Regions from separate parts of the Mus musculus genome. Here regions 2, 3 and 4 are each linked to region 1. Evidence: chromatin loops called from intact Hi-C (ENCODE). Cell type or tissue: heart. All regions are shown on one strand. Each heading gives the region's core, and the rest is flanking DNA. Links, peaks and the distances in the headings are about the cores only. Region 1 overlaps Ccdc162 (coiled-coil domain containing 162). Region 2 overlaps Ak9 (adenylate kinase 9). Region 3 holds the start of Gm33058 (a long non-coding RNA gene). Region 4 has its middle 19 kb from the start of Foxo3.

What was found. Peaks named below come from ENCODE experiments on the same cell type or tissue, not always from the same donor. Only the 100,000 strongest peaks of a DNase experiment are listed, where the experiment ranks them.
Region 2: a loop joins it to region 1, with 5 times the contacts of the local background. A loop is called at or near these places in 18 of 42 quality-filtered maps.
Region 3: a loop joins it to region 1, with 3 times the contacts of the local background. A loop is called at or near these places in 5 of 42 quality-filtered maps.
Region 4: a loop joins it to region 1, with 5 times the contacts of the local background. A loop is called at or near these places in 22 of 42 quality-filtered maps.

Annotation. Positions count from the first base shown.
Region 1 is chr10:41,686,206-41,694,246 of GRCm38, reverse strand. It overlaps Ccdc162 (coiled-coil domain containing 162), which reads left to right. Exons shown (of 48, transcript NM_001358562.1): 3 at 3,788-3,860; 4 at 4,112-4,222. Among named protein-coding and RNA genes, the nearest start is that of Mir3473b, 19 kb to the right of the region's middle. In heart, for the core only: a CTCF peak has its summit at 4,150 (motif pointing right); no DNase peak of the experiment used is centred there; H3K4me3 peaks cover 999 bases; H3K27ac peaks cover 542 bases.
Region 2 is chr10:41,431,157-41,439,197 of GRCm38, reverse strand. It overlaps Ak9 (adenylate kinase 9), which reads right to left. Exons shown (of 40, transcript NM_001370813.1): 39 at 6,643-6,757; 40 at 5,630-6,112. The coding sequence ends at 5,910. Among named protein-coding and RNA genes, the nearest start is that of Zbtb24, 15 kb to the left of the region's middle. In heart, for the core only: a CTCF peak has its summit at 4,430 (motif pointing left); a DNase peak (open chromatin) is centred at 4,377.
Region 3 is chr10:41,956,119-41,964,159 of GRCm38, reverse strand. It overlaps Armc2 (armadillo repeat containing 2), which reads left to right. Exons shown (of 18, transcript NM_001034858.3): 10 at 298-521. Gm33058 (a long non-coding RNA gene) reads right to left here and starts at 5,253. Exons shown (of 3, transcript XR_380266.3): 1 at 4,922-5,253; 2 at 2,616-2,736. In heart, for the core only: CTCF peaks have their summits at 3,964 and 4,167; DNase peaks (open chromatin) are centred at 4,189 and 5,139.
Region 4 is chr10:42,291,518-42,299,558 of GRCm38, reverse strand. No RefSeq gene overlaps it. Among named protein-coding and RNA genes, the nearest start is that of Foxo3, 19 kb to the right of the region's middle. In heart, for the core only: CTCF peaks have their summits at 2,244 (motif pointing right) and 4,328 (motif pointing right); no DNase peak of the experiment used is centred there.

The DNA of each region.
Region 1 (8,041 bases), core at 1,844-5,843:
CAGCTTAGATAAATGACACTCAGTGACAGTTTTCAATGTCTTTCCCCCGCTACTAATGGAGCCCAGCCTTGCTTAGCTGTGGAGATCAGATGATGTCTTAGTTAGGGTTTTACTGCTGTGAACAGACACCATGACCAAGGCAAGTCTTATAAAAAAACAACATTTAATTGGGGCTGGCTTACAGGGTCAGAGGTTCAGTCCATTATCATCAAGGTGGGAGCATGGCAGTCACCAGGCAGGCATGGTGCAGGCAGAGCTGAGAGTTCTACATCTTCATCCAAAGGCTGCTAGTGGAAGACTGACTTCTAGGCACCTAGGATGAGAGAATTAAGCCCATACCCACAGTGACACACCTACTCCAACCAGGTCACACCTATTCCAACAAGGCCACACCTCCAAATGGTGCCACTCCCTGGTCCAAGAATATACAAACCATCACAGATGAGATCTGGGTGCTAAGGCAGTATACCATAGAGCATGTGCCTTTTATGTCAAGAATAGTCATGATAGATTGTAAGCAACATCTTATCTAACAAAGTGGGGAAATATTACGCCATTTTCCTAAGTTTCAGAAGCTACTATATAAATGAAAAGTTTCATTTTGTTCAATGACACTTGGTAAGACACTTAAAAGCTGACATAATGCTAGATATTTGGCGGTGGGTTCTGCGAAACACTGTTCTGTCAAGGGCCCTTTTGGAGGTCATTCCTGCTGCTCATAGCCATCAAGTTGCTTCAAAGGAGCAGAGGACCTGGATCACTGAGTCTTTCCAGCCCAGGCCTTTACAACCATGTCTGTTAAGATGAGAAACCTGCTGGTTTGAGCAAGTGTGGTGTGGATGGCCAGAGGTGTCTGGAGGAGATCAGGGAATGACCGTATGTTCACACATTTCGACTTCATTCCAAAGTGGATTTTAAGAACAGGCAGTCTAGATGTTTTCCTTGGTGTCTGAGGTAGATGCAGGATGAGGAGTGAGGCAGAGGGATGCTGGGACCAGGCAGGTTAACAATGCTCTTGATCCTTTATATGCAAATGAGGCAAAAGCGGCTGTCCTACCACAAAGATCACTGGACAGTGCACACTATTTTGAAAACTATGACATTCCAGAGATAATGTTGATATCGCAACTTTTATGCCCTACAAGGACTCTGGGCTGTGCCACATGACAGGAAGGTTTCTAAAGGGACTTTGAGAGAGCAGTGATGGAAGATCCTATATTTCTCCGTGACCCAAGCCACCCTCCACTGTAGCCATCTGGAAGAATCTAAATGATGCTGTTTTCTAGGTGTGGTAAACGCCCACTCTGGTGGATCACTTAGAAATCTCTCTTATCACCCAGCTGAAAATGACCCTTCTTCTCCTTGTTCTTCCTCCGTAATCCCCATGTGCTGTGTGTGAGCACGTGTAAGTTCAGGCTGGAGGTCAGGGGACAGCCGAGAGTGTCAGCCCTCACCTTCTGCCCGTTTGAGACAGGTCTTTTAGCCACTACTGTGTATGCCTTGCTAGCTGCCTCTGAGCCCTCCCATCTCCATCTCCCCATTAGGAGAACCAGGATGCAGGCGTGCACACCGAGTCTAGCTGGGGACCAGTTTAGACCTTCACACTTGCATAGCAGATGCCTTATCTGCTCTGCCCATCTTTTCTTTCTTCTTCTTCTTTTTTTAATCAATTACTTTATTTAAATTTTAAAACATTTTACGTTCTCATTTAACACCCTGAGCCCTGGACCTTGCAATAGTTATATGTCCATGAAGCCCTCTGGATAAGTGGACAAATATCACAGGAGCAGCATTTGCTGAACTAAGAGCATCTCCTGTGAACTGGCTGCTTACGCTCTGCCGCCTCCTTTAGATCACCCACAGGTGCATTGAGGTTAAGGAGAGGAGTGACATAGCTAGAGACACAGTTGGGCAGCCAAGCCCGTGCCTGCTCTGGCTCCCAGCACATCAAGGATGAGAGACAAGAATGCAAGGGAAACCTCCTGCGATTTCCTGTCAATAGCTGCGTCCCTGTCTTGTGGGTCATTGCTTCTCTGCTCCATGAAGATTCAGAAAACAGACAACATACCTGTCATTGATGGCTGATTTTACTCTCAAGATCTTCTTCTTCCTGCTCTTCCTCCTCCCTCCTTCCATCCCTCCCTCTTTCCTCCCTCTCCACCAAGGGCTAGGAGAAGAGATAAGGCATGGATTGTCTCCAACTGTCTTAGTCAGGGTTTCTATTCCTGCACAAACATCATGACCAAGAAGCAAGTTGGGGAGGAAAGGGTTTATTCAGCTTACACTTCCACGTTGCTGTAGATCACCAAAGGAAGTCAGGAACTGGAACTCAAGCAGGGCAGGAAGCAGGAGCTGATGCAGAGGCCACGGAGGGATGTTCTTTACTGGCTTGCTTCCCCTGGCTTGCTCAGCTTGCTCTCTTATAGAACAAGATTACCAGCCCAGAGATGGCACCGCCCACAATGGGACCTCCCACCCCTGATCACTAATTGAGAAAATGCCTTACAGCTGGATCTCATGGAGGCATTTCCTCAAGGGAGGGTCCTTTCTCTGTGATAACTCCAGCCTGTGTCAAGTTGACACACAAAACCAGCCAGTATACCAGCTTCAAAAACCTGACACCAAGTGTCCAGGTGGGTGTTTAGGCTTCTGTGGCCCTAGGGACTTGCTGGCTTGGGCCATCCTTGCCCAGTGACCCTGCTGATCTTTTCTGTGGCGTCCCAGTCCTATTGCTTATACTGTCAAAGTGAGAACATGTATTTCCTTTTCTTGCCTTCTGTTCCCGCCCCTTAGTATTGGAGACTGAACCCAGGGCCTTGCCCATGCAAGACAAGTGCTCTAGCCACTGAGCTACGCCCCAGTCTCTTAACAGAGCATTTAACAGAAGTACTGTCCAACAAGGGAGCACATTACCAGTGCATTTTACAACATTATCTCAGGACTCTTGGGGCCAAGCGGACAATACCAAAGTAAGCTTACTGCTATGTCCCTCTGGCTCCCTCAAGTGTATCTTAGAAATATCACTGTGGCTCCTTGGCCAGGGGCTGCAAGCTAGGAATCTGCTTTGCTGCTGTCCTCTGGCATTCCCAGGGCTGCCAAGCCTCACGTTGCCCATTGAGCTCCATGGGGACAGCACTAATCTTCTGTCCTCGAGCTCCACTCCTCGCTTGTTGTCCAGCTTAGGGAAGGACTCCCTTCTCTGGGCTTGAACAGCCCATCCTCCATGTCTGCTCTGTGATTCCTAGGGTCCAGCTGTGTTCCTGAGGCAGCAAGTGTGGTTAAAGTTTTCCTAAAGGATTTCCCATTTGATAGTTCCATGTCGTTTCTACCTTCCAACAACCCACCATGAACATAAAAATAAAAACATTTTGTTTCAGTGATTAAAGTGTCAGTGTTCTATATCAACTAAAAAGACAACAAGGTTTAATAAGCACACTGTGTGTCAGACACAAGATTTCCCCTCTAAAAGGAATACAAGTGTGTGTGTGTGTGTGTGTGTGTGTGTGTGTGTGTGTGCGCGCGCGCGCGCATGGGTGGAGTAGGGGACTGGGGTAAATCAGAGGAAAGACTCTGGAGAGGAGAAAGAAACTGGCCAGGGAAGGGTTAGCAGAGATCAAGTATATCAAAGTAGAAGAGGGTGGCCTTTATACCCCACCACCACCATGGGCCAGAGTGACATTCCTTCTGGAAAGGTTGGGAAGGGTCACAGCGATCAGGCTGGCCGCCTGCTATCTGCTCTATCATAGCATCCCGTAACACAGCTTCTGTTGCACAAACCTCCCCGCAGCTCCGTTCAAATACCAAAGGATGTCGCTCACTTTAGACGCGAACGGGAAGCGGCTCTGAAGAGAACTCTCCAGGTGAGAGGGGGGCATGGGCGGAGTCAGGAAAACAAGTTCGATTTAGCTAAGGGAGAAAGAAGTTCGCAGGAAAAGCTCCCCACCCCCACCCCGGCAAACAGCTGATACTTTTGAACAAAACAGCCCCACATCCTGTTCATTGCTAAGCTAAGCAAGTGCGAATCATTGTATCCTTAGATAGATCGGATGTTTTGACATTTGAAATTTGGTAGATTGAGGATGTTTGAAACTCATTCATTGTTTGGGTTTAGGTGGCTGAGTCCAAGCCCCTTGTTATTCAGGCAGATGTCCTCAAGAGGGAGCTAGAGAGCTGCCTAAGGCGAGAGTACACACCGGAAAACCTTCCTCTGCTTCTGTTGCAGGTAGGGTCATCTTGCAATCTGAAAACATACTTGGAGTATATTAGAAAGGAATCAGCAAGCTGACTTTTAGGTAGCTCCTGTGGGCAAGTGTTCTGGAGATGGGTAATTTGCAGACTTGGTGTAAATGCTTTCTTCATCAGAGATCATTTCGTTCTCACAGCTAAGTTCAGCTTAAACTTGTTGGGCTGAGAGATTGACCGGGTCTGCCTAAATACTGTTTGTGCCGGTCTTCCACTCTGCAAGGAAAAAAACAACCTCCATCTCCCAAAGGCCAAAAAACAAAAACAAAAACGTTTATTTCTGAAAACCACTCTTAAGAAAATAATTCAAAGTAGGAAAATAATTTGCATTAAAATTCCTGCAACATTGTAATAAGAGTGAGAGATGGAGACAGGAGGGAAGAAGGGAAGGAGAGAGGGAGGGAGAAAACCAGCCAGCCTTACTACCGTCAAGAGAAAAGCAAATCAATGTAGATTGCTATTTGATAGACTATTGTCCTTCCATCGAGTGTTGTTGTTTTTGTTTTGTTTTGTTTGCAAAGGAATTACTTCATCTTGTGATATTAATTAAAACTATGTATGCACATTTGATAATATTGATCATATTGACCAAAGACAGAAGAATCCCTAAGCTTAGGTTGCAGGACAATGAAACACCCCTGAACTTTTATATAGCTTCTCAACTTTGCATAATCATGTAGTATTTAAAGTTTTTAAATGATTTATTCTTCACTTCTATTAAATCATTTAAGGTAGTCCATGTTATGAGTTGTTTCCCCTCTTAAATAAAGTTAGCTCTTTAGTAAGTAGTTAGTGCTAATCACAGAAGATAATGAGATTCTATTTGCAAGTTAAAATGTTGTTCATTTAGAATTTTTCTCTTTATAATTGTCTTTCTTCCTTCTTTTCTTTCCTCCCTCCCTCTTCCCTACCTGCCTCTCTCCTTACCACCTCCCTCCCTGCCTCCCTCCTTCCCTCCTCCCTCCCTCTTTCCCTCCTCCCTACCTGCTTTCCTTCTTCCCTCTTGCTTCCCCTCCTGCTTCCTTCCCTGCCTGCCTCCCTTCCTTCTGTTTTCCTGGTACTCACCATTCATTTTTGTGTAACAGGGTTCACAATGGAGGGAGAGGAAGGGTAGGGATAATAGATATTTGTGTCTGGAGATGTTCTTGGCTTCCAGAGTTTTGGGGGCAGTGGACATAGACGACTGGAGCATCTCATGTTTAGCTACCAGAGGCTAAGGATGATGTCGCACACTACTGCACAGAACATCCTGCAACTAAGAATTATGATGCCTCAATTGTCAACAGTGATAAGGTTGGAAAAGTTCTAGAACAGCCTGGATTTCCATAATATATTCATTCCTGTATTATCTGGAGAGCTTTCTTTAATGTCACTTGTAGTTCATGCCGGCCAGGAAGACATTCTCATGGTGTTTGTTATTTTATAAAAATGATTTTTTCTTTAATTTTATAAAGCTATTTTTCCTTGGTTATAGAATTCTGGACTGACAACTTCTATCATTCATTATTTTAAAGGTGCTACTCTATTCTCTTGTGACTTGAATGGATTCTATCTCGGAACACAATATATTTCCTGTTCTCTGGCTGTTTTAAGCTTTTAATAATTTTCAGATGTTTTATTATAATATATAGTGAGATTTTCTTTGCTTTTCTCTTGCTTGGAGTGAGACTTAACTTTTTGGATTGTGAATTTATTTATTTATTATTTCCAAATGAGGGAAGATGTCTCTTGGCTTGCTATCAGAGGCTTCATTCCAGGGTCACTTGTGCAAATCTCACAGCATTCACCTGGAAGGGACTAAGGTATAGTTTCTTATGGAGCTCGATGTGCGTGACCATGGCCCAGGAGCACAAAGTCAGGGTCTCGCAAGTTCCCTGTTCCAACATGGTAATGACATCATAAAGTTCTCATAGTAACACAACAAAGAAAAGTCACAAATCAAGACACTTTCAAATACACTGGTAGGCAAGTTACAGCTTGGGGGAAATCTCAGCTATATGTCTTGATTGCTATCTGGTGGTGTTTTTAGCCTTTTGGTTGGTGGAATGCCATGGGCAGACCCAGTCAGGGTCCCTCAACCCGGGGAGAATCAAGGTTCCTGTACTCAGGTGGGCAAGGAGTGACAAACAGACAGGAACACAAGAGAGTGCTGAATCTGAGTATAATTTCTCAAAGTGAGCATCAGGCTTATATAGTCATTACCGAAGAAAACAAGGTAGTTAGGTGATACATCAGCCAAAATTCACTGAAGTCATCCTATGCATAATGATTCTTTACACAAAACAGAAAAATGCATACATAAAAGCAGCAGGAACCAGGCAGTGGTTACAACTGAGATAAAATCAGCCCTACCTAAAGTCAGCTATTCTTAGAAGCCAGTTGTGAGGGCTTTATGCTCCAGGTACAAGGGCTTCACACCCTAGCCACAATTCTAGTCTATTGTGTAACCCACCACCAGGGGTCCCTTAGTAAATACCTAGCTATGCTATTTTTGGAAGTATGCACTAGGGAGGTCCCTTTCTTGCTAACCTTTCTGTGAATAACAAGATACTCTAGTTCCTTCTTAAACCACAACCCACCTTCTTCCTAGACCATTGTAAATTCCTGCATCTAGGAGTGACTCAGCTGTTATTCTAAGTGTTTGTGGGGAACCTCCATTTACCAGAGGAGCCCACCAACTTTCTTCTATTATGTAATGTAGTCTGCCATACATGACTGTAATGAGAATTCTAAATTTACTTTGTTGAACTTGCCCTGAGATTCTAACTCTTATCCAGTAAACTGCAATACCTGATTTCTTTCACTATCTCTCTTTCAACACTGGAGGGATTTTGTCTGAATAAGTAACATTTTTACAAGATTCCAAGCCCAAGGTCAGCTCAAGGATTGACTAGGATGTTGGGACACCAGTGGTGGACAGGAAACAATGGCCAATCTAACTTGGCTATGTGTCAAATCATTCCTTGGGGGCACCTATAATAAAACAATACTGAAAGAAAGCACACAAAACCCTCCACCGACTATCGCAAGGACAAATCTGGACCACATCTAAGTTACAGAACACCAAGGACCTCCAGGAGACCAGCTTCCGTGAAACTTTTTGCCTCAGGACTGCGGCCAAGCTTTTGGACTTGTTATGTAGACACCACTGGAATGGGCATGGCAATGGAAACTAATTTTCCATCTGTACATTCCAAAGGATTTACCCAATAGTCGCAAAGATGTAAGGTCAGTCGCAGAGATGAGCCCGGAATGGCTATTATAGAAGCTAAAAGTAGTCCAAGACCAATTGTAATTAGGCTTGCAACATCCAGTTCTCCACAGCCACTGAAGTTCTTGTCAGTTAGACAGCCACCTGGAAGATTCAATGTAATGTACAATTTTCTTTTTGTTTTCAAGCAACTTTTGTTCACACCTGGCTGCATTGTTTCTTAGCCTGTGGTGAGGGAGAATAACACAGCTGGAAGATGGGGCAGAAGGAAGCTGTTCACCTCTGGGTTGCCACAAAGCAGAGAGCTCACTTTTTAGAACAAAGGTCCGCCCTGTCAAGCCGCTAATTTTTGAATCCATAAATGGATTAATCCATTGATAAGGTCCGGGCCCCATTGATCCATTCATTTGCCAAAGGTCCACCTCTGAACATTGCTGTTCTGGGGACTGAGCTTTCAAAAGACAGTATTGGTGGGAGACCCTTAAGGTCCAAATCATAGCAGTCATGATGCTGAAAAATATAGATGCTGGATTAGGCGGCCTTCAAACATGGCCACCAGTGTTCCTCATCATGGACTTGTGTCTGTGT
Region 2 (8,041 bases), core at 2,277-6,276, 260 kb after region 1:
CTCTGCTCATCCTCTGCCCTACGGCGTTCTTCTTTTTCCTCTGTTTCTCTCTTGATACGTTCCTCTCTTTCTTCCGGGGTTTCTCGCTTATTAAAGATCTTTTCAGCTTCCCTCACTAAGTCTCCTAAGGTCTTGCTCTTTAAATCTTCTAACCGCTCTAACTTTCGCCCGATATCCGGGGCAGACTGCCAGATGAATGACATAGACACATTGGTTTCTTGCCCTGGGTCCTCAGGGTCATAAGGAGTGTACCTGCGATAGGCCTCTTTGAGTCTCTCTAAAAAGGCTGAGGGAGACTCATTAGGTCCCTGGGTTATCCCTTTTACCTTGGCCAAATTGGTGGGACTTCTGCCCGCGTTCTGGAGACCCGCTAAGAGCAACTGGCGATAGAGGACTAGGTGGTTCCTACCTTCTGTAGTGGTGTAATCCCAACCGGGGCGTTCAAGGGGAAAAGCAGCATTGACTTCATTAGGCAACTGAGTGGGGCGTCCATCATCGCCCCGGACTGCCTTTCTAGCCTCTAGGAGCACCCGCTGCTTTTCTTCTCCGGTCAGCAGGGTCCCCAACAACTGCTGACAGTCGTCCCAGGTGGGCTGGTGGGTGATGAGGACGGACTCAATCAAGGCCGTCAATTTACCTGGATCTTCAGAAAAGGAAGGGTTATTATTTTTCCAATTGTATAAATCCGAAGAGGAAAACGGCCAATACTGAAGCTGGCCATCTCCCCCCATGCGGAGTGGAAATGCCTGGGAGGTGGTGGAGTCCACTGCGGGAGGGTCTCTCCTTCCCCGCAGTCGAGACACCATGGGAGAAGGGGGGGAAACCTCGGAGGTGGTGGCCGCCTCTTCTTCGTCGTTCTCCCTGGCAGAGGAGGAGGGTTGTGCTCTGTACGGCGGGGGGTCCTCTGTGAGAAGGTCAATGAGGGGTCCGCCGCTATCAGGGAGAACCTGGGGCTTAGGAGGTTTGGACTTTATAGAGGGGGTAAGGGCAGGGTAAAGGGCAGATCGGGACGGAGGTTGCGCAGAAGGACCGGGCGGGAGGACGGGAGCTGTCGGCAAGGGAGGAAGTTTAGGAGACACAAACGGTTTGACCCACGGAGGGGGGTCATAGGCAAGTGCCTCCCAGGTGACGATATATGGGACCTGATCCGGGTGTCCGTGGGGACCAGGACAAAACACTCTAGACTTAACCTGAGAGATAATACTTAAATTGAAAGTACCATCCTGAGGCCATCCCACATTGAAAGTTGGCCATTCAGCGGAACAGAAGGTAATCCAGCGCCTCTTCCTGACATCCACAGACTGGTTGGATGCAATGCGCTGGACATCTCCCCAGTGCTGCAAGGTTAAACTCAGAGGGGTAGTTACGGTCTGTCCCATGATCTCGAAAACACTTAAAGACAGAAGAAAACTAACGAAGAACAAAAGAACAACAAACAAATCAGACGCGCGGCGCGGCTTCGGCGTAAAACCGAAAGCAAAAATTCAGACGGGGGCGGGAAGTGTCTCTGTTTCTCGTCCCCCAACAAAGCCACGTACAGTGGCGGAGCTCCAAAAAGTCCGACTCGGGTAGGTTAACTGATACAGAATGGGCCACAAAACGGGCCCCCGAGGCCGCTGGGACGTCTCCCAGGGGCTGCGGCCGGGAATACGAACTCGTCAGTTCTTCCGCGGAACCGCCAGATACAGATCTAGTTAGCTAACTAGTACAGACGCAGGCGCAAACATTGGATGCCGGCACAAACACGCACGAAGACAGAGACAGACACGAAACGACCGCTGGCCAGCTTACCTCCCGGCGGGGGGTCGGTGGTCCCTGGGCAGGGGTCTCCAAATCTCGGTGGGACCTCCAAATGAAAGACCCCCGACGTGGGTAGTCAATCAATCTGAGGAGACCCTCTCAAGGACCAGCGAGACCACGATTCGGATGCAAACAGCAAGAGGCTTTATTGGGAACACGGGTACCCGGGCGACGCAGTCTATCGGAGGACTGGCGCGCCGAGTGTGGAGTTTTTACCCTTTTTATAGGGCTGGGGCTGGGGAGCAAAAAGCGCGGTTACAGAAGCGAGAAGCGAGCTGGTTGGTTAGTTCGAATAAGGCTTGGGGTATTTCTCGGTCATTTGGGGAAACTGAGGTGGGACTTTTTAGTTCTAAACAATGTCTATTTTCAAGAAATGGGTATGGGAGGGGTACGAGGAGAGGGTCTAATGAAGGTTCAACAATGGGCACACACCTGGTCAGAACATTGGCAGACACACAGGTTCAAGGAGTGGCCAGAGCTCTGTGCACCTCTATTTTTCTAAATCAGTGAAGCTAGTTCTGCTAACACTGACGTCTGAGAGCCATCTGTTCTTGGCCCTGAGCCGGGGCCCAGGTGCTTGACCACCGATATTTGGCCCCTGTCCCGGTATTATTCAGCCTTAATCTTTAACTGTTAATCTTTAACTGAACTTTCTTGTAACTTTTGAGAACTTAGCTCTGGTACTTTTTCATGCCTTGCAAAATGGCGTTACTGCAGCTAGCTTGCTAAGCCTGATGGTGGGGTCTTTCACATCCTTCTCTCACCTCCCATCCTTTTTCATTTCCAGCCTCCCTTTCACGTACCCAGTTCATCCATGGCTGCTGGACAGCTACACAAACTGAGCCCACTTGGAATGACTTTGGGTCCTACACCTGGGTTCCTAGTTCCAGCCTTAAGTTCAGTGGGAATGAGTAGAATCCAAATTAGCAAACATAATCCCCAGACAAGTGATATGCAGAGGATATGGACTTGCTCGGGGGGAATGTGAGATGTTTCTTGGAGGTCCCTAAAATACTTGGAGCCAATCAGCATGGGCTGCTGCCCCTCAAAACCTGAAACTCAAAGGGGATGGAATATGCTGTTAGGCTTAATTGCTAAGGGATGCCAGTATACCCAACTGGCTGAAAAGACGGGCCGTGGAAATCTCGTTAGAAATGAAAAGGCCAGTAAATTGTAGTCTGGTGAGAAAATGGTAAATTACAAATATTAAAAAATTGGTTATGTGGGTGGGGTGGCCGGAGAGATGGCTCCAGGGTTAAGAGCACTGTCTGCTCTTCCAGAGGACTTGAATTAGATTCAGCGCCCATATGATGGCTAACATTCGTCTATAATTCCAGTTCCGGGGTATTGGCACTCTCAGACATATGTGCAGGCAAACCACCCAGGAAGAAAGAAAGGAAGGAAAGAAGGAAGCAAGGAAGGAAGGAAGGAAGGAAGGAAGAAAGAAAGAGAAAAAGAAAGAAAGAAAGAAAGAAAGAAAGAAAGAAAGAAAGAAAGAAAGAAAGAAAGGAAGAAAGAAAGAAAGAAGGCAAGCAAGCAAGCCAGGCGTGGTGGCGCACGCCTTTAATCCCAGCACTCGGGAGGCAGAGGCAGGCAGATTTCTGAGTTCGAGGCCAGCCTGGTCTACAAAGTGAGTTCCAGGACAGCCAGGGCTATATAGAGAAACCCTGTCTCAAAGAAAAAAAAAAGAGAGAGAGAGAGAGAGAGAGAGAGAGAGAGAGAGAGAGAGAGAGAAAGAAAAGAAAAGAAAGGGAGGGAGGGAGGAAGGGAGAGAGGGAGGGAGGGAGAGAGAAAGAGAGTGAGAGAGAGAGAAAGTGGGTGGTGCTTAAATCCCCAGAAAAAAAGTTTTTGTAGTCAACTCCCAGTCTTCTAATAGGGTTAGGGGAATTTTCTTTTTTCTTTTCTCTTCCTCTCTCCCCCCACCCCCACAACTCCCTCCCTCTTCCTCCTTTTTTTGAAGCAATGCTCCCTATAGCCTGGGCTGACTTTGAACTTGGACTGTTGTTATGTAGCCAAGGATGACCTTGACATTCCGATCCTCCTGCTTCCACTTTCCAGGGCTGGAATCTCGAGCATGTGAGGGGCTGGGGATGGAACCCGGCTTTCCTGCATGTGAGCTAAACATCTTCCAGCCAAGAGGCATCCTCAGCCCTGTATTCTAGCTTAGTTTTTATTTAAGAACTGTATATTAAATTTCTCTCTCTCTCTCTATCTCCCCCCCCCCTCTCTCTCTCTCACACACACACACACACACACACTCATTTTTAAAAAGATTTGTTATTTTTATTTACGGGTATGTGTGTTTATCTGTGCATGAGAACAGTACCCTCAGAGGCCAGAGACTCCCTGAAGCTGACATTCTAGGCACTGGTAAGCGGTGCTGCTAAGAGGCTGCTTTCTGGGCCCTCTCTATGCCCTACATTTTTAAACCATTTAACACTTTAGCTGTTTTATACAGCTGCTAAACATTTGTCCTTATTTTAAAAACACATTCGGGGGTGGGGGTGGGGGGCTGGAGAGATGGCTCAGTGGTTAAGTGCACTGACTGCTCTTCCAAGGTCCAGGCAAACTACATGGTGGCTCACAACCATCTGTAACGAAATCTGGCGCCCTCTTCTGGAGTGTCTGAAGTCAGCTCCAGTGTACTTACATGTAATAAATAAATAAATCTTTAAAAAATAAAATAAGATAAAAATGTATTCAGATCTAACAATTTTCCCCTCCCTTACACTCTTTTGACATATTTCATAAAAATCTGCATTTCCTCTTAGAACCCTAGTGACTTCTAGCTATAGAACCACATATTAAGCATATTTCAATCAGGGAAGAATGGGGGCAGCCTGTCAGTTACGACGGATTTTAGTTATTTTGTTGGGAAAATGACAGTGTCTTATGTTCAGAAAATATACAAACAATTTCTTATGTAAAAAGTATGACCAAGATTTCTATTAGTTTTGTCTCTTGAAGGTTTCTAATGTTTACTGGGTAATTTTCTTTAATAGAGACTAGCTTTCTACTGAAAATGTGAAAGGAAGGAATGAAGGAAGGAAGACAAGGCTAGGCATAGTAGGAAGACAAGGCTAGGCATAGTAGCACACACCTTTTTTTCCTTTTTAAAATTGACTTTAGGGCTGGTGAGATGGCTCAGTGGGTAAGAGCACCCGACTGCTCTTCCAAAGGTCCAGAGTTCAAATCCCAGCAACCACATGGTGGCTTACAACCATCCTTAACGAGATCTGACTCCCTCTTCTGGAGTGTCTGAAGACAGCTACAATGTACTTACAGTAAATAAATAAATCTTTAAAAAAAAAAACAAAACAATGAATTAAAAAAAAAAATTGACTTTAGGGCTGGGCAGTGGTGGCACACTCCTTTAATCCCAGCACTTAGGAGGCAGAGGCAGGCGGATTTCGAATTCAAGGCCAGCCTGGTCTACAGAGTAAGTTCCAGGACAGAGAAACCCTGTCTTGGAAAAAACAAAACAAAACAAAACAAAACAAACAAACAAATAAATAAAATTGACTTTACATCCTTATCGATGCCCCCATCCTGGTCCCCTCTCAAGGCCCCTCCCCCTCCTCTTCTCCTCTGATCTTCTGAGAGGGAGGAGGTATGTCCCACCCTGGCACACAAGTCTCTGCAGGGCTAGGAGTGGCACACATATTTAATCTCACACTGGGGAGGCAGAGGCAGGTGGAGTTCTGTGAGTTCCAGGCCAGCCTGGTCTACCTAGTGAGTTCCAGGATGGCCTGGGCTGTGTGGAGAGACCCTGTCTCAACCTGGCCTCCCCATAAAAGAGAAAAAAAAAACAACAAAAAACAAAAGAAAATACATGTAGTACGTATTTTAATATCTCAAATGGAATGCCTATTTTGTGGGAGCATCAAATTTAGGGGGAAAAAAGGAATAAAGTTGAAAGCTGCATGAATACTCAGAGGGTGACCCTTCCTGGTTAGGCCTTTTGAGTCCATCTGAGGCCCAGGAACTACATACACAACATTAGGCAGGAGGGAAGTATACTTCAGAAAATGCAGGGTATTAATTCTGCTCTTCAATTCCCTCTGTCCCTTGGAGAGTTCTGGGATTTGGGTCTCTGTAACGTAAGCAAGCTACCCAGTAACTGGGTCTATGTTTTTCAAGGATAAAAATGTCTGTAGCTTATGGTCGAAGTCGATGGCTCTGAACTGAGGCTCCTTGTACTTCCGGGTCATCTTGGAACTGAGGTACGTTATGAGTTCGCATCTTTCCACAAACTGCTCCAGCTTCTTCTTATATTTTTTCCTTGAATATTCAGAACCCTTGGGATTGAATGCTGTAGAAAATGTCACAGAGTTGGGAATGTTTTCTGACAGGTGGTTAGTAAGCCATGCCAGAGGAGAACTTCACGTGTAAGGAGAGCACACCCAGCCAAGGGGGAGATGGTCCCATCCCACATAGGTTAGAGGGCTGTCTAGCTTAGGTCATCATTTTCTGGACTCGCTTTTCTCTATGGCATGGATTTTTGAGTGCTGACTCTAAGTTTTGTTTTTGAGAGAGGGCCTTACTAAGTTACTGGACTGAGCTAGAGTCGGCTCCGTAGCCTGGGCAGGCTTTGATCTTAGTAATCCTCCTCAGCCTCCTGCTGGCTTTTACAGACCTGCACCACTGGGTCCAGTGCATCGTCCTTGATTGAAAAACTCGGGATTTCAGTTTTGATATTTTCCTATAGATATTTACCCTGTATTTCATTTGCCCCCTCCCATGCAAGCAGACAATCAACCTCGTTTAACAACCCTGTCTACCACGTACGGTACAACAAGTGCGCAGCTTTTCTGAATGGGGCATCATTTCAGAAAGGCGTACCTTTGAGATGAAACGCTATGTAAAGGAGCACGGACCTCCTCACACTTAGGAAGGGGAGCTTGGGTTTCAGGTTCCCTGCCGCATTCATTGCCTTGATCAGGGAAGTTGCTGTCCCCTGCAGGTAAGAGACAATTTAAATCAGTGTATATCTGAGTTCAAGTTTGTTCTTAATGAAGACAGATCAAAGTCTTTTTCTTTTTATCAAATAGCCTTCCTGGGATGGGGATGATTAGACAACCATCTAGTCGACAGGAAAGAAACACACTACATTTGATGAGGAAATGCAATATAACTGGACGTAATGCGGGCTGGTGGGGGCCGCATGCCTTGAAGTTAACAAAGAAAGATGGAGTTACCTTGGCTCATGTCTGCTTGTGTGGGTGGCACTGGTGGCCTGCCTCCTACTCTGTGTTCTTGGCCACATGACAAGGAATTCCAGAGACCAGTGTCACTGTGACCAAGTTCCTAGAGCTGTGAAGGTAAAAGAGGCCTTCTAATAAAGCAGGGCCTTAGAGAACACCCCTCCCTGTGTGTTCTTCCTTGGTAGGTTCATAGAGAGCCCATGGAAAGCTAGCTTTGTCTCCAGCTCTCCCTTCTGGTTTTCTTTCAGATATTTCTGAGGCATTCTTGCTATGTAGCTTACTCAGGTATGTGTCATTGGAGACTAACTTTCTAGGGAAATTGACAAAAATAAAGTGCTTAAGAAGTGACAAAGCTGTAAAACTGAGCTTTTGACATTTATTTTGCAGAAATAAAATAATAATAACAATAACTTCAGAAGGCTAGTGAGATGGTTCAGTGGGTAAAGGTTTGATCCTAGAAACTCACATAAAATTAGAGGGAGAGAACCAATTGTGCAAAATTGTTGTCTGACCTCCACACACATGTCCCCCTCTTGTGCACACCTAGTGTGTACACATGCACACGGAGCGACACACACACACACACGTGCAAGTAATAACTTAAAGATTAAATAACTTTGAAATACTATTTGACTAGTGACAAATTTTACTACCTTTAAAAATAATTATATCTGGATGAATAAAATGTGATTTGGACAGACAGTTTAATATGGATTTGGGATAAATAGTGGGTTTAGTATTTCACCTATCATGGTATTGTGACTCTTTTGTAGAGTAATTTAACCTTTGGAGGGCCAATATAACATTTCAAATCATAAAAAAAAAAAAAACCCAAACAAACAAAATTAAGAAAGGAAAAAGAAAAGAAACTAAATTACTCATCCAGTTTACATGTAAACAGTTTTAAGAGGACCCATTCATTCTCCTTCACTGTGGTGCAGCTCCAGGCATTACATTTAGAAGATCACAGATTTTATGTTAACAGCCACCCATAAATGAAGAGTGGTTTACAACTTAAAATCAGAAAACTGGGCTGG
Region 3 (8,041 bases), core at 2,523-6,522, 270 kb before region 1:
CCCCAGTGACTGCCTTTCTCATTAGTATTGGACAGTAACTTGACATTTTTGGGCCTAACTATTAAAGGCGGGTGATGCTACTCGGAGCTGAGGCTGTCATCCTCACTTGCACAGGACAACCCCTGCTTCTGGTCGCATCACTGTTAATGGAGATTTGCTGTCACTGAGACTTCCCAGCCTGAGTGACTTCAGGAGCATTTGCATGCATCCTTGAATGAACATATTTTACAAATTGTGTGCCAGCGTCGAGTTTGCTGTTGTACTTAGGCATTTATAGAAATGCGTCTTTTCTGGCAGAATCATTACTGGAGGTACTGAGAGCTGAAGAGCTGCAAAGTAACACCGAGGCTTTTCTCTACTGCATGGGGGCTCTGAAATTCGTTTCCGGAAGCCCGGGGTTTCTTACTGAGATGGTCAACAAGGGTGCAGTGGAAATATTGGCACAGCTGATAAAGGAAATGACGGAGGACACGGAGAAGCACGGCGTCTGCCTGCCTGATTCTGGCCATTTGCTAGTGCAGGTAGGTGCTGTGCTCGACAAGGTTAGAGGGGTTAAATTAGCTTTCTGACACCGTTTAAAGTAGCAGCAGATGAGAAGCCTCCGCATCCGGAGGCAGGCCAGGGTCTCGGAGATCAAGGGAAGTGGCCCCTGGCTAGTCAGTGTGTGTCCCGTTACAGGAGGCTGTTTCATGGCTTTCGGCAGAACCTTCCATATTGCTTGCATAGTTCTGCAGAGAAAGCAGGGCCGAAAGCCGGGCTTGGCAGATGTGGAGTCCCGGAACTGAGAGGAGCAGGGGGATCAAGAGTTCAAGGTCCAGAGGCAGGCGGATTTCTGCGTTCGAGGCCAGCCTGGTCTACAGAGTGAATTTCAGGACAGCCAGGGTTACACAGAGAAACCCTGTCTCAAAAAACCAAAAAAAAAAAAAAAAGAAAAAAAGAAAAAAGAAAAAAGAAAAAAGAAAAAAAAAAAAAAAAAGAAGGGAGGGAGGCCTGAGCTGAGCCTCATGGCACAGGCCTGTCATTCCCAGCCAATCAGGAAGCTGAGGCAGGAGAATTGAAAGCAATAAAGGCTCCATTGTAAGACAGAAAGTAAGGAGAAGACTGAAGAGGTGGGGCCATGGTAGAAGGCATAGTTTCCATCCTCAGTAAAGGGGAAGAGCAACAAAGCAATACGCATGGAGGGGCGAAGAGTCTCTGAGCTCTGCTCATCCATGTGTGTGATGCTGGGGATTTCCCAGCCAGCCCTAAGGCCACATCTCTGTCTGCAGTGACTGGAGTTAATGACATCGGGTGGAGTTTTTCACAGGCCCTGTGGATGCCATGCAGCTCTGGGACCACGGGGAGGCAGGTAGTAAACAAGCAGGTATCATTCATCTGGCTACAACAGGAAGAAAATTTTTCTTCTGCTTAGAGTTTTATTAGTGCTCTTGTGACAGATTAAATTTCTCAGTTAAATTATTTCCACCAAAACTTCCCTAGCTCTCATATTGCTTTGTAGATGAGATTTTCACCCCTAATAGCATTTATACATCAAATAATCGCATCTTTGATGTAGTAACTCATGGGATTTGAAATGTGCTTGTCAATTAGTGAGGATGGATTGATCCTTTGGTGTGCTCGGAGGCGTCGGGAGGACATGTTAGAAATCAGATTTACACCCTGACTTCAAGATTCTTAAAATATTTATGATGATTATTAATTTTAGATTTTGGTCCTCCATTTTGAAAGGATTGTAAAAAAATAAAAAAATAATCTCTTTTGGTCAAAGACAAGGCCAGACCATGTTTTAGCAAGGGGCACTTATAAAGCACTTTTCTTTTTTTATGTTGACTGAATTTTGGGTCATTTGTGGGGTTTTGTTTTTGTTTTTGAAAGTAGTTATTTCTGATTACACAGTGATGGTCATTTCTGTTAAAATGTAGGCGATATAAGGAAAAGTATAAAAGCTATCCGAGCTAGGAGTGCGGCAGCACACACTTGTAATACTGACATACCTGGGAGGCTGAGGCAGGGGGATCATAAATTCAAGGCCAGTTCAAACCTATCTCAAAGCAAAACAAAACAAAAAATAAAGATGTTTTTATCCTGAGCTATATGGACATACCTTCAACAACATAGTCTTTGTGATATGTATTCTCAAATGAACCTATGTACACCAGGCTGACCTCAAACTCAAAGAGATGTCTGCTTCTAGAGTGCTGGGATTAGAGGCATGTATTAAAGATACACCTGGCTCTAATCTGCATGTTTTTCATTTATTTATGTATGTATTTATTTATTTTTATTTCATTTGCACTTGTGTTGTGCCTGCATGTGTGTCTCTGTAAAGATGTCAGCTCCCCTGGAACTGGAGTGAGAGACAGTTGTGAACTGCCCTGTGGGGCTGGGAATTGAAGCTGAGTCCTCTGATAGAGAAGTCAGTGCTCTTAACCACTAAGCCATTTCTTCAGCCCCTCTAATCTGTATTTTTAATAGTCAGTTTGTTTCATGTCACCTCTTCTCTCTTGGTTTCTTCGTGTCCATTCAGACAGCTTATATTGTTCACAGTATATTTAATACTTTTTAATAATCTCATAGGTTTTAAAAATGGGACAGTAAAAATTCTCTTGCCTTACCTCTATCAGCTTACTTTTCACTGTTTCACCGCTGTGATAAAGATATGCCCATGTGGTGGGTTGAATGAAAGCGGTCTCCATAGGCTCATATGTTTGACTTCTTGGTCCTCAGTTGGTGGAACTGTTTGGGAAGGATTAGAAAGTGTGGCCTTGTTGGAGGAGATGTGTTGCTGAGGATGGCTTTGAAGTTTTAACTCTCTCTCCCTCTCTCCATCTCTCTCTCTCTCCCTCCCTCCCTCCCTCTCCCTCTTCCTCCCTCTCTCTCTCCCTCTCTCTCTCTCCCTCTCTGCTTGCTCCCTGTAGGTCAGGTTGTAAAGCTCTCTGCTGCTTCTTCAGTGCCATGCCTGTCTGTGTCCTGCCATGATTGTGGACTAACCCTCTAAAATTGTTAGCGGCCCCCAGTTAAATGATTTATTAGAGTTATTAGGAGTTGCCCTGGTCATAGGTTCTCTTCACAACCGTAGAACAACAGTAACTAAGACAACCTCAAATTCTCAACCATGCTGATCTTTGTTGGATAGTGTTTGTTTGTTTGTTTCAAGACAAGATTTCTATGTGTGGCTCTGGCTGTCCTGGAAATCACTCTGTAGACCAAGCTGGTCTCAACCTCTGAGATCCACCTGCCTCTGCCCCCTGAGTGCTGGAATTTGAGGCAAAGTCTCTCTTTGATTATAATTTTCTCTCTCCATCCACCCAAGTGCAGGGATTACAGGCATGGACCTCAGTATCTGGCCCCTTTTTAATGTCACAGATTGGGCATTCTCGTCTAGTTGAAGACATTTTTCCAATCTGTTATATGTCTGTGGTACCATTTTATATAATAAAAATAAAATCCATTGATATAAAGGAACATTTAGTGCTATCAGGAGCAAACATATGTCAGATCAAGAAATGAGGGCACGGAGCTGGAGAGATGGCTCAGCAGTTAAGAGCACTGACTGCTCTTCTGAAGGTCCTGAGTTCAAATCCCAACAACCACATGGTGGCTCGCAACCATCCATAATGAGATCTGACACCCTTTTCTGGAGTGTCTGAAGACAGCTACAGTGTATTCACATATGTTGGGAAAAAGAAAGAAAGAAAGAAAGAAAGAAAGAAAGAAAGAAAGAAAGAAAGAAAGAAAGAAAGAAAGAAAGAAAGGGAGAGAGAGGGAGAGAGAGAGAGAAAGAAAGAGAGAGAGAAAGAGAGAGAGAAAGAGAGAAAGAAAGAAAGAAAGAAAGAAAGAAAGAAAGAAAGAAAGAAAGAAAGAAAGAAAGAAAGAAAAGAAAGAGAAAGGAGGGCACTAGGTAGGTGTGGTTGTTAGGGCCATAATGTCAGGTGTTTGAAGCCAAAAATTTTCAAGTTCAAGGCCAGTCTGAGTTAAATAACAGGCTGTAGTCTCAAAGAATAAGCAAGCCCTACTTCTCCCTCCAACTTGAAATCAGATCCCTGCTGTGCTGTTTAGCTGCCCCACCCCCACCCCCTTCCTGCTTTTTATTTCCCTTTTCTGGGATTAGCCCTAGACCTACTGGGTCAGCCCTTCCATTCAATTTCCTCCAAGGGGCACTGTAGAGCTTCACACCACCCACCACCTTCACATCACAGCTGGTTTGGTTGTCTTCAACACCTTTCTCTGAACCTAGCATCTGGTAGAGACTCTGTGGGGACCACAGTCTGCACCCCGTATCCTATGGATCTGGAGAAAGTGAAACTCACTGTTGCCACTTGAGAGCATGCCCCTGCCGTGCACACCACTTGATTCGAGCAAGCTATCACCATGTTTGAGTGTTTACAAATATGGGTAGAAAGGGAGTTTGTTTTACAGCGTGTCATTTGCAGAATCCGCAAAACTGGACAGTCCTTCCTATTTAATTAAAACAAAAATGTTGGGCTGGATAGGCCAAGACTGTAAGCCCACCATTTCAGAGACTAAAGTAGAAGACTCCTAAGTTCAAGGCCTGCCCGAGCTATAGACAAGACCCATGCCAGAAAAGAATGTTTTAATCAGGGAAAGAAAACAGACAAGAAGCTGTTCTATACTGAATGCATAATAAAATGTAAGCAACATGGCTTCACCCCAAAATACTGCATATGCAAACACACACACAATTGAGACCTATACCCAACATGGGAAACAGCAGAAATACTTTCTCAAAGCAACCTTTGTCCATCTGCTAGGATGGAGAGTTCCTTCACACCCAGTTTTTAATGGCATACAAATTGTAGTGATTTATTGTTCACTGAACGAGACAGCTATTCTTCACTTAGGAACTTCCCTTCCTGTAAAGGAATGCTTTATCCGCCAGAGCAACTGGCCGCTAACTCACCTGACAGGAGAGAGCAGGCATTGCCTTTCTCCTCTGCCTTTGCTTGGGAAGAAGCAGTTTCCCAGTGGCTGCTCAGACTGCTTCTCCAAGGACAGCAAGTCTGGAGATGTGAGGAGACTCGGCGGCACCCACGATCATATAATGCCTTGGGTTCTGAACTATGGAAGGGCGGGGCTCATCACCATGGCTGGAGGATGAGTTTTATAACAAGCCTTCCAGTGCTGCATACCTCCCCAGGCACAGGCTCTGTCTGTGCCTAGAGTTTCACAAAATACTATACTGTGACGGCAGCTTACTTTAACAAGAGGAAAGGAGAAGCGGGACCAGGACAGGCTTGGATGAAGCCACCAATCAGGAAGGAGGGTTAGCGTACACAGCAGGGCCAGGAAGAATATGCTAAAGATATTTCCTCTGCAGCCAGGAAGATCCAGGGCGGGGAAATAAGGATCCACGCGCACTGTTTGCCGAGAACCGCTTGCTTGCCGGTATCTTAGCATGTCTGCTCAGCCCTGCCGCTTCTCCGTACTGTGAATATAGTCATCGCGGCAATGAAGAAATGCCTCTAACTTCTAACACGCAGTTGTGAAACCCAGTGTTAGAACTTCATCACTTAGTAATTTTAGCCTTTGACATGATCTCTGGATGACCTGGAACTCCTGGTGATGCTCCTGCCTCTGCCTCTCCCAGCTACTAGAGTTATAACTGCACACCCCGCCCATTCTTTGTCAGTGGTCACTAAGGCATCTCTCGCAGACTCCTTATTTTGGCACATCAACATTCTGTGTAATCTATACAACCTCCAAGTTCTCTCCTGTCTTAATGGGGCATGATTATTAAATTACAAGGATGGATGGGTGGTGGTGGTGCATCCCTTTAATTCTAGTGCTTGGGAGGCAGAGGCAAATGGATCAAGGGAGTTCAAGGCCAGCTGGGTTTCCAGGACAGCCGGGGCTAAAAATTAGAAAGATCAAGTCATACATCCATTTATCCTGAAACAAAAAGACATCCAGGTAGTAAATAGATTCCCAGTAATGAAAAATAGGCACAAGCTAGTGTTGGGGTGGGGGATGGGCAGGAGTCCTTCCGGTTGGGGAGAAAGCCATGGTAGGAAATGCTGTAGGCAGACCCCAGCAGGCTTGTGAATTAGCAGCACGTTCCTATGCGTGTGCGTATGCGGACTGCCATGAGATCCTTGGGAAAACTTGGCTCTAATGTGTTCATGTGTGCAGTGACGCTGCATGTTGTTGGTGTCTTATGTTTCTGCCAGACTGTATTCACCATATGCGAGACAACGTGAAACCTCTTGGGTTACCACAGGGGCTTGGATTCAGGCACATATGTGGTCTCAGTTGGGCAAAAGTCCAAAGAATGAATGTACTTTTACTAATAGAGAAGGACAGGTTTAGCTGAGGTTAGGAACAGTGCCACTTTGACTTTTCACTTGTGGGGCCCCCGTCTGTGGTCTCTGACTGTGTTCGTCATTTCCCAGCACCAGTGCGAAGTGAACCATTTTGCAGTTGAGATAAAACGTGAGGGACTTGAGGGATGGATAGCCCGCAACCGAGAAATAAAATAAATGTGTTTACAGACAAATGCCAAATAGAATGGCGGAGCAGGGGACAGGAGTTCAAAGTCTAGGGCTCCAGGCCACCTGGAGGCCTGCGGACGTCCTGCACCCCAGTTTCCTCATCTCACAAATGAGTAACAGAACCCTGTTCTTGCCTGCTCCAAGGGTTGTTTCAAGCAGCAAATGGGGTGAGTAGTTTGTCCCCCCGTGGGGTGGTGGCAGCTCATTTGCATAACACCTTTTGCTATATCAGAGGATAATCTTGCTGCGGGCTGCAGGGGTTGAAGAAGTGTCGTAATTTCCAGACACCTTACTTGCAGTGTGCCCAAAGGTTTCTTTGAAAGATGCTTTTTAGAGTTGGGAAAATGGCTCCCCTATGGCCCTGACTAAGGGTCAAGTTCCTGGAATGCTCCATTTTGCTTAGTCTCAGGACCTCAGGGAGAGTTCTGAGATGGGCTATTTGAGCCTTTTTTTTTTTTTTTTTTTTTTAAAGACAGAGCTTGTCTGTGTAGCGCTGGCTGTCCTGGAACTCATTATGTAGACCAGGCTGGCCTGGAACTCACAGAGGTCCACCTGCCTCTGACTCCTAAGTGTTGGTATTAAAGGTGTGGACCACTACTCCTAGGCCCAATATCATCTTAATGCAGTTTTCTCTATAAAAATGGCTTTCCTAGGGCTGAGAGTTTAGTTTCTTGGTAGAGTGCTTGCCTAGCAACTAAGGGCCTCAGTTCAGTCCCCAGCACCAAAATGCAAAATAAACTAAGAATGGCCTCTAGATATTGATTGCATGGTAAGACATCAAGACTCACCTAATTCATGAAGGACATGCAGCTTTGCCAGGCTCTCAGGGTATCTTATCTGACAGAGGACAGCTCATTGGAGAAGGGAGCATGATGCTCCAGAGCAGAGCTCGGTCATTGTTCAGCAGATAACTAGCCATGACCAAGATGGACTTTTCTCCCTTGATAAATGGAAAAAAAAAAAACAAAAACAAAACAAAACGCCAGTCCTCTTCGTTCCACTCAACATGTAGCAAAAGCGAGGACACTGAACTCTGTTCAATTCTCTTGTGGGCTGTCAGCACAGCTTCTTTTGTCATCTTTCCATTGGTTGCTTTCTGACTCTGTCTCTCCCGCTGCCTTCCCATTGGTTGTTTCCTGACTCTGTCTCCCCTGCTGCAGATAGAACAGTTGCAGCTCAAGGGTTTTTTTTTTACTTTGTTTCTTGGTGAAATGCTGCAGTTGGGAGTTGTGAATGGATGGCGCGGGCAAGCCCTTTAGAAGCTAAATAGGCACCATCTGACCTCCACTGTCTTTAAAGAAAGGATTTATTAGGTTTGAGAGATTAAGAGAAGTAACAGTAACTAAGGAGAACTGGGAAGTAGAGGAAGAGGCAGGGAGGCGGCAAACATCTCTCATATGTATGTGTGTATACATATACATGCACATATACATGCACATATACATATCTGCACACATATATATGTATATATACACATACATATATGCACACATATATATGTGTATGTGTATATGTATATATGTGGTTGACAT
Region 4 (8,041 bases), core at 2,175-6,174, 600 kb before region 1:
CAGGACCTGGCACGCTTATAAGATGTGTACGGGAAGACAAGTGAAAATAAGAAAAGCCAGAGCAACTTTGAAAAACATCAATGAAGGCGAAAGACTCATTCTAGCCAACCATAAGACTCAGAGCCACCATGATGAGAACAATGTGGAACTGGTGGGAAGTGGATCAGAGACTCATGAATGAAGAAGAGAGAGACAGAGACAGAGACAGAGGCAGAGACAGAGAGACAGAGAAAGAGAGGCAGAGAGAGAGAGAGAGAGAGCTTCACACTCATGGTTTTGAGAATGGTGTAGTGGCAGTGTAAGGGTCCTCACTAGTTGTTGGAGCAAGGGTGTGTTGAAGGGGTCAACGGGCAAATCCCCACCCTTTAAACACACTGTATTATTACAAAATTTAACTTAAAACCAACCATGACACACATATACAATGTAAAACTATAAAACATTTGGAAAAATTTACAAGAATGTCTCCAGAATCTAGGCCTTGGCAAAAATCTTCTGACTTGGCACCTAAGGTAAAAACACATACAAAGAAAACAGTGGTAAGCGAAGCTTCATCCAGAGGGAAATGTTTGTCTTTGGGCTGAAGGTTGGAGGAGAATCCCTGCACAACGTACACACAACACTCCTACAGAGCCACAAAGACATCTCAAAACCCAGCAGAAAAACCAGTCCTCTGGGGCTAGTAGCACTTGCCTGTGATCCTAGCACTAAGGGGGCTGAGGCTGATGTAGTGCTGTGAATTGGAGGCCAGCCTGAGTTATACTGCAAGACCCTGCCTCATAAAGAAAACAGAAGAGGGGCTGGAGAGATCCACTCAACAGTTAAGAGTGCTCACTGACTGCTCTTCTATGGGGCCCAGGATCTATGGCCTCTCACAACCATCTGTAAATTCTAGTTTCAAGGAATCTGTTGCCCTCTTCTGGTGTCTATGAGCACTACATACATGCTGTGCACAGACCATCACAGGCAAAACACTCATACACATATGTAAAACAATAACAAATCCCAAATCTAGAAGACAGGGAGAAGATGAGTGGGTTTCAAAAAAGTTGAGATAATACATGCTAAATATAGAAAAAGATGTTCTGCATCATGAGAGAGCAGGGAAATGCAGATAAAAACCACCAGGAAGCATCACTACAAATCTAACAGACTGAGGAAAAAACAACAACACTGAAAACTGCCACCCACCCAGCAACTGTCTCCTGCACATTTATGTCAAAGATATCATATCTTCACATAGAAACCCGCACACTGATATTCACAGAAGCTACATATGTGGCAACCCCAATAAACAACCAAAGTGGGTTTTTTTATTATCTTTTTTTAAAAAAAGATTTATTTATTAATTTATTATGTGTATGGTGTTCTGCCTCCTTGTACACCTGCAGGCCACAAGAGGGCAGCAGGGCAGCAGCAGATCTCATTACAGAGGGCTGTGAGCCACCATGTGGTTGCTGGGAATTGAACTGAGGACCTCAGGAAGAGCATTTGGTGCTCTTAACTGCTGAGCCATCTCTCCATCACCCCAAAGTGGTCTTTAAAGAGGGAATGGTTAAAGCATAGTACATCCATGTTGTGGAATTACCCACTGATTGAGAGAAATGGGCTTATGGAAAAAGCACCATCCCTACTATACACTGAGATTTCACTTGTGTGACATTCTGGAAGTGTTAAGATTACAGAAATAGAGTTAGGTTTATAGTTGTTGGGGCAAGATGGGCCTGGCGTGCAGGAAGTGCAAAGGAACAGGAGGGCAGAGCTCTAAGCACTGACTGCTCTTCCAGAGGTTCTGAGTTCAATTCCCAGCAACCACATGGTGGCTCACAACCATCTATACTGGAATCTATATAGAATTTGTAGTGATTTGAATAAGATGCCCCTTCCACATACCTGCCCATGGGCTCACGTGTTTGAATATGTGGTCCCCAGTTGATGGCACTGTTGAGGATTCAGGGGTGTGGCTTTGCTAGAGGAGGTACATCACTGGGGGTGGGCTTTGAGAGCTTAAGAGATTTCTGCCATTCTCAGTTGTTACTCCCAGCTTCCCACTTGCAGCTTAAGAGGTGAGATCTCAGTTTGCCACTGCAGTCATTGTACTAGCTCCTAGCATGCTTCCCTGCCATGATGATGCGGGATTCTTGTTTTAAAAACAAAAACAAAAACAAAAACATTTTGCTCTGTTGACACCACAGATATTTATTAATTTATTTAACGTATGAGTCCTGTATCTGCATGTACACCTGCATACCAGAAGAGGGCACCAGATCTCATTACAGATGGCTGTGAGCCACCATGTGGTTCTAGGAGTTGAACCCCAGGACCTCTGGAAGAGCAGAGAGTGCTCTTAACCTCTGAACCATCTCTCCAGCCCAGTAATGGACTCTTTAAAAAAGTTTTTATTTATTTATTTTTTATGTATGAGTACACTGTAGACATACAGATGGTTGTGGGCCTTCATGTGGTTATTGGGAATTAAATTTAGGACATCTGCTCGCTGGAGTCAATCCCACTAGCTCTGGCCCTGTTCGCTCAGGTCCAAAGATTTATTTATTATTATAAATAGGTGCACTTTAGCTGTCTTTAGACACACCAGAAGAGGCATCAGATCTTATTAAAGATGGTTGTGAGCCACCATGTGGTTGCTGGGATTTGACTCAAGACCTTCAGAAGAGCAGTCAGTGCTCTTAACCACTGAGCCATCTCTCCAGCTCCCCCACCCCCAATGGACTTTTATCTATTAGGAACAGCAAACCCAAATGATCTGTCTTTCTTTAAGGTGCCATGGTAACAGTGTTTCAGCGGAGCAGCAGATAAGTAACTCAGATGGCACTGTTCAGTATGGGGGCCTAGCCAGTGTCAGCATCCCAGTGTAAAATGCTACCTTTCAGTGCCCCTAGGGGGGAAACTGGGAAAGTGCACAGACAACCTCTCTCCGAAGGTCGTCTTACCATTGCATGCTAATGAACACGTCTCAGAAGTTTAATTATAGCTGGTGGTAGTAGCACATGTCTTTAATCCCAGAAGTCTGTAGACAAAGGCAGGTGGATCTGAGTACGAGGCCAGCCTGGTCTATAGAGTCAGTTCTAGGATAGTCAGGGCTACACAGAGAAACCCTGTCTCAAAAAACCAAACAAAAGTTTAATTTAAAAAAGTAAATCTAAAACAAATGCTTTCTAAAAGTTATATTTGAAACAAAAATGGTTTAAGAAAGTTTTAAGCCTGGCATAGTGGCACTTGCCTTTAATCCCATCACCCCAGAGGCAGAGGCAGGAAGGGTCTCTGTGAGGCCAAGGCCAGCCTGGTCTATGTAGTGATTTCCACTCCAGCCAGGGCTACATAGTGCCATCCTGTCTCAAACTGTTGGGTCGGGTGATCAGGGAAGGAAGACAGTTTTGTAGGTGTGGACATCAGTTCATGTGAAGGAATTTTTGGTTGCACCACAGACAGATAAGGAGAGACTGAGTGTAGAAATGCTAGTTTGTTTTGAACAAAATCTCCTGTTAGGCAAGCTAGCCGGGAGCGCTTCTTTCTCTTGTCTCTGCCTCTCCAGTGCTGTTAGGACTACAGGTGTGCAGTACCATGCCGACCTCAGGCTTGGGATAATAGGCACAGCGCTGGGAAATTATCGAAGCCCTGGGTTTAAGCCCCAGCATCATAGAACTGAGCATTCGGGAGGTGGAGGCAGAAGGATCAAGTTCAAGGTCATCCTTCACTGCATAGCTAGTTCAGTACTGCTACTACTACTGCTGCTGCTGCTACTACTACTACTACTGCTACTACAATCAGTGTGAATTCCAAAGTGGATATTTCTGAGTGTGTTAGCTTGTACCTGTAACCTCAACACTCAGGGGAGTGAATCCAGAGGATTACTGAGAGTTCAAGGCCAGCTTAGGCTACATGATAAAACCCTGTCAATACACATATACATACATATATACACACATACATATACATTATGCATAAACACATACAAATATATACATATATACACACATACATACACACATATACAAACATACATATACATACATACATGCATACACACATACATAATATATACATACAGGCAGACATATACACACATACATATATTACGCATACACATACAGACATAATATACACACACACACACACACACACACACACATATATATATATATATACATGCATAATACATAATACATACACATAATACACACTCCTACATGAGTATTGATATGTAGAGTGGTGGGCAGTGAACCCCAGCAAGTCACTGGGCTGCCACAGCACTGTTTTTCTCTTCCCTGCCTTCATCTCCTTGTCTTTAGAGCAAGCTCGTCCTCCCAGCCACAAGATGGCAGGAGAAGATCAGAAATTCAAGCATAGTCTCTGCCTCTGATGAAACCTATCACAGTGCCCTGGCACCTAGTTAGAAAATACTTTTCTTTTCTTTCCTTTTCTCTCCTTTCCTTTTCTCTCTTTTCCTTTTCTCTCCTTTCCTTTTTCTCTCTTTTCCTTTCCTTTCCTTTCCTTTCCTTTCCCTTCCCTTCCTCTTCCTTTCTTTCTTTCTTTCTTTCTTTCTTCCTTCCTTCCTTCCTTCCTTCCTCCCTCCCTCTCTTCCTTCCTTCCTTCCTTCCTTCCTTCCTCCCTCCCTCCCTCTCTTCCTTCCTTCCTTCCTTCCTTCCTTCCTTCCTTCCTTCCTTCCTTCCTTCCTTTCTTCTCTAGTTTTCTTGGTAACAAGGTGCAGGCTAATGCAATCACACTTCCCAGTGTGATCTTGAAAGCTGCCAACAAGAAATGGGCACTGCGATTCTGTGCTCTTCTCCCTCTCTGCCTACAAAGTTGGGGCCCTGTTGTGGTCAGCCACACCGTGATAAAACCAGTGAGACTGAGCCCAGCAGATATAAGTGTTTCTAGAAAAGGGATGTCATGTGCCATGCTGCCTGTACCCATCATCTGCCACACATGCAGGTGTCTTGGATTCTTACTAGCAATAGACCTTGGGATGTGTGCCAAACATGTTTGGAATCCCAATGTCATTCCTAGTATGGTAAGCTAGTGTCCCCAGCTGGGTTACAAACATTCAGACAAAGCCAACCCTTGGCAGGTGCCAGTCAATTAAAATACTCATTTCCCCATGAGAAACACTGGAACCCAGGAAGTGTGGTTGAGATCTGAGTGGTTTCCACTGAGCCAGGCCCTCTTGGCCTCTCCCTGTTAGCTGGAAACAAGGCAGGATTGACCTAGAGGGCCTCGAGTTGTGGGTAAATAGAAGAAGCACTCGTTCATCTGAGGGAACCTTCATGGCATTGTGTGAAAATGATGGCTCCTTCATCCTGGTCCATTGGAAAGAATTTACCCCTCCTGAGTACGTCTGAGTGTCCCCATCAGGGCAGGTTAAGGGTCCTGTTTTAGAGGTGACTCATTGTACTAGAAGTTGCTGAGAAGCAGCTGCCTCTGGCCAGTCAGCCAACCAGCTGTGTGTGGGTGGGTGTGTGGGCTCGGGTAAGGTCACCCTCCCCAACGCACTTGTACTGTGGTTTCTTGGTGTCTTGAGCAATGTAATGGAACTGTATGTTTGAGCCTTCCTCAGAGGTCTTTCTGTTCCCTTCTGCCCCTCCCAGAGCTTCCTGGGTAGTGGCCAAGAGGTAGAAAACCAAAGGAGTAAGGCTTACCAGGACGGACACTAGAGATAAGGAGGTCAAGTGCTCAGTTGTTCTGGGGGTCACAGTGCTCCAGGGGCAACTGTGGTGCTCTCTCCGGTGGAGCAGAAAAGCCTGGATAGCAGTCTGAGCTGTGTCTGTGAGAGAGGCTTCTGGAATGGTCATCTTGAGCAAGCCTGGTGGTTTACAAGAAAGGGACTTAAGAGCGAAAGTGGAGACTTGCCTCTGGTATAATGCTTTGGAGTGCGCAAGGCATGTTCTGAAAGCTGCAATCACATGCAGGCACCCGCCGCTGCTTGGCAGCACAGACTGGTGGCCCTGCTGTGTGGCTGAATGCACACAGACATAACCCCTATGTTGGCCATTTTGCAAAGATCCAGGGGAGAGGTGGGGGCAGTGGCACTTGGCAGCAGCAAGGGTAGGGAGCACACAGCTAAGGGGTTACTGATGATACCCAGAGAGAGACGGATGTCAGACAGCATCTCTGGATGCTTCCAACCATGATCACAGCGGCCAGCGGCACTGAAGATTGAGGCTAATAGATGTAGTTGCAAAGCAGACCAACCCACCCTAGGTAATTGCAGGGCTCACACAGGCAAAACAGCTGGTCAAGTGCTTGCTGAGAGCTCCACTGGCCGACCCCACTTCACCTCCCAAGGTGGTTCTGAAGGTTGAGGCTCTCAGGAAAACAAGACCCCGACCGTGAGACTCAATTCATCCCTGGGGTGAGTCACTATTCAATCTTTTAAGAGTTATGCTAGATTAGTATGGAGAAGTGGAACTGGTTATAAAACCCAGAAGACATGTTGGGGTCTTCATAAAAGCACATCTGCTTCCAAGGGGGGATTCTGCCAGGTGTGCTGGTACATGCCTCTAGTCTTAGAACGTGGCGAGTGGAAGCAGGAGATGTCAAGTTAAAGCCAGCCTGGCCTATATAGTGAGACCCTGTCTCCAAACATCAAAATACCTAAATAGAGACTAAGAAGGTTCTTTTCCTATCTGGCTCATTCTTTTTGGTGAGAGTGGGCATGCTTCAGTCAAGGGGGACAGAGGAGGCTGGTACCTGTACCTCTAAGGTGCGATTTCTTGCCAGCAGGAGGTGTTGGCAGTTTTTCCTTAGCTTTGTTTCTAATGAAAAGGGAACAGGGGATGTAAGAACCGAGAGACTTGTGGGGCTGTGGTGGCGCATGCCTTTAATCCCAGCACTCAGGAGGCAGAGGCAGGCGGATTTCTGAGTTCAAGGCCAGCCTGGTCTACAGAGTGAGTTCCAGGACAGCCAGGGCTACACAGAGAAACCCTGCCTTGAAAAACAAAAACAAAAAAACACGAGAGACTTGACAGTCAGATAGAGAAACTGTCCTTTGGGAAAAATTTCCAAGTCTTTTACATATGAGGGTCCGTTTTGGTGTTAAAGGGTGCCCAGTACGCCAACAACATTGCCATTTTACTTTGTATCCACTGAGAGAAGGAAACAACCCATAATCATAGCTATAAACGGAACCAATGGCATCTTAAATGCCTTCATGGGTGAACGAGATGTTTTTCGTCTCAGCTGATGTTGGAGGACAGCGGCAGACCTTTTGTGATGGCTGCCCTAAACCCAGACGGAGAGAGCGGACTTAACCGAATCCTTAAGAAGTCTATCCTTAAGCAGGCTGAAGAGATGGCTCAGCGGTTAAGAGCACTGGCTGCTCTTCCAGAGGCCCTGAGTTCAATTCCCAGCAACCACACATGGTGGCTCACAACCATCTGTAATGGGATCCTAATGCCCTCTTCTGGTGTGTCTGAAGATAGCTACAGTGTATTCGTATACATAAAATAAGTAAATAATTCTTTAAAAAAAAATGAAGTCTACCATCACAACAGGTCTCCTCCTGGTTCCCACCCTCTCGGATCTCCTCCTTTTCATCCCCCACCCTCTCACAACCTCCCACTGCTGCTTGGCAATAGCACCACAGGAGGCAACTGTTATCCTTATAGTAAGGTAGTGATGTCTTGGCCTTGAAACTTTTTTGTGTGTTTTTTTGTTTGTTGGTTTGTTTGTTTTTTGTTTGTTTTTGAAACTTTTCCTCCCCATAGTTGTCTCTGGAAGCTCAGTAACTGGGGTGGGGGCGGGGATAGTGGGTTCAGTGAGACAGACCAGCAACTGCTTTGAGTCGCCAGGCTGGGCAAAACTGAGAGATGAGCCCATCCCCTATCTTTGGACTTAAATCTTTTCTGGTTTGACTTTGTTTACTTACTTATTGTTTTGTTTGTTTGTTTGTTTTGTTTTTAAAAAATGTGTGCGGGTGCTTTGCCTGAGTGTATGTATGTATACCACATGCATGCAGTGCTTGAGGAGGCCAGAAGAGGGCGATAGATCCTCTGGGTTGGACAGCTCCACCCCTGCAACCCCT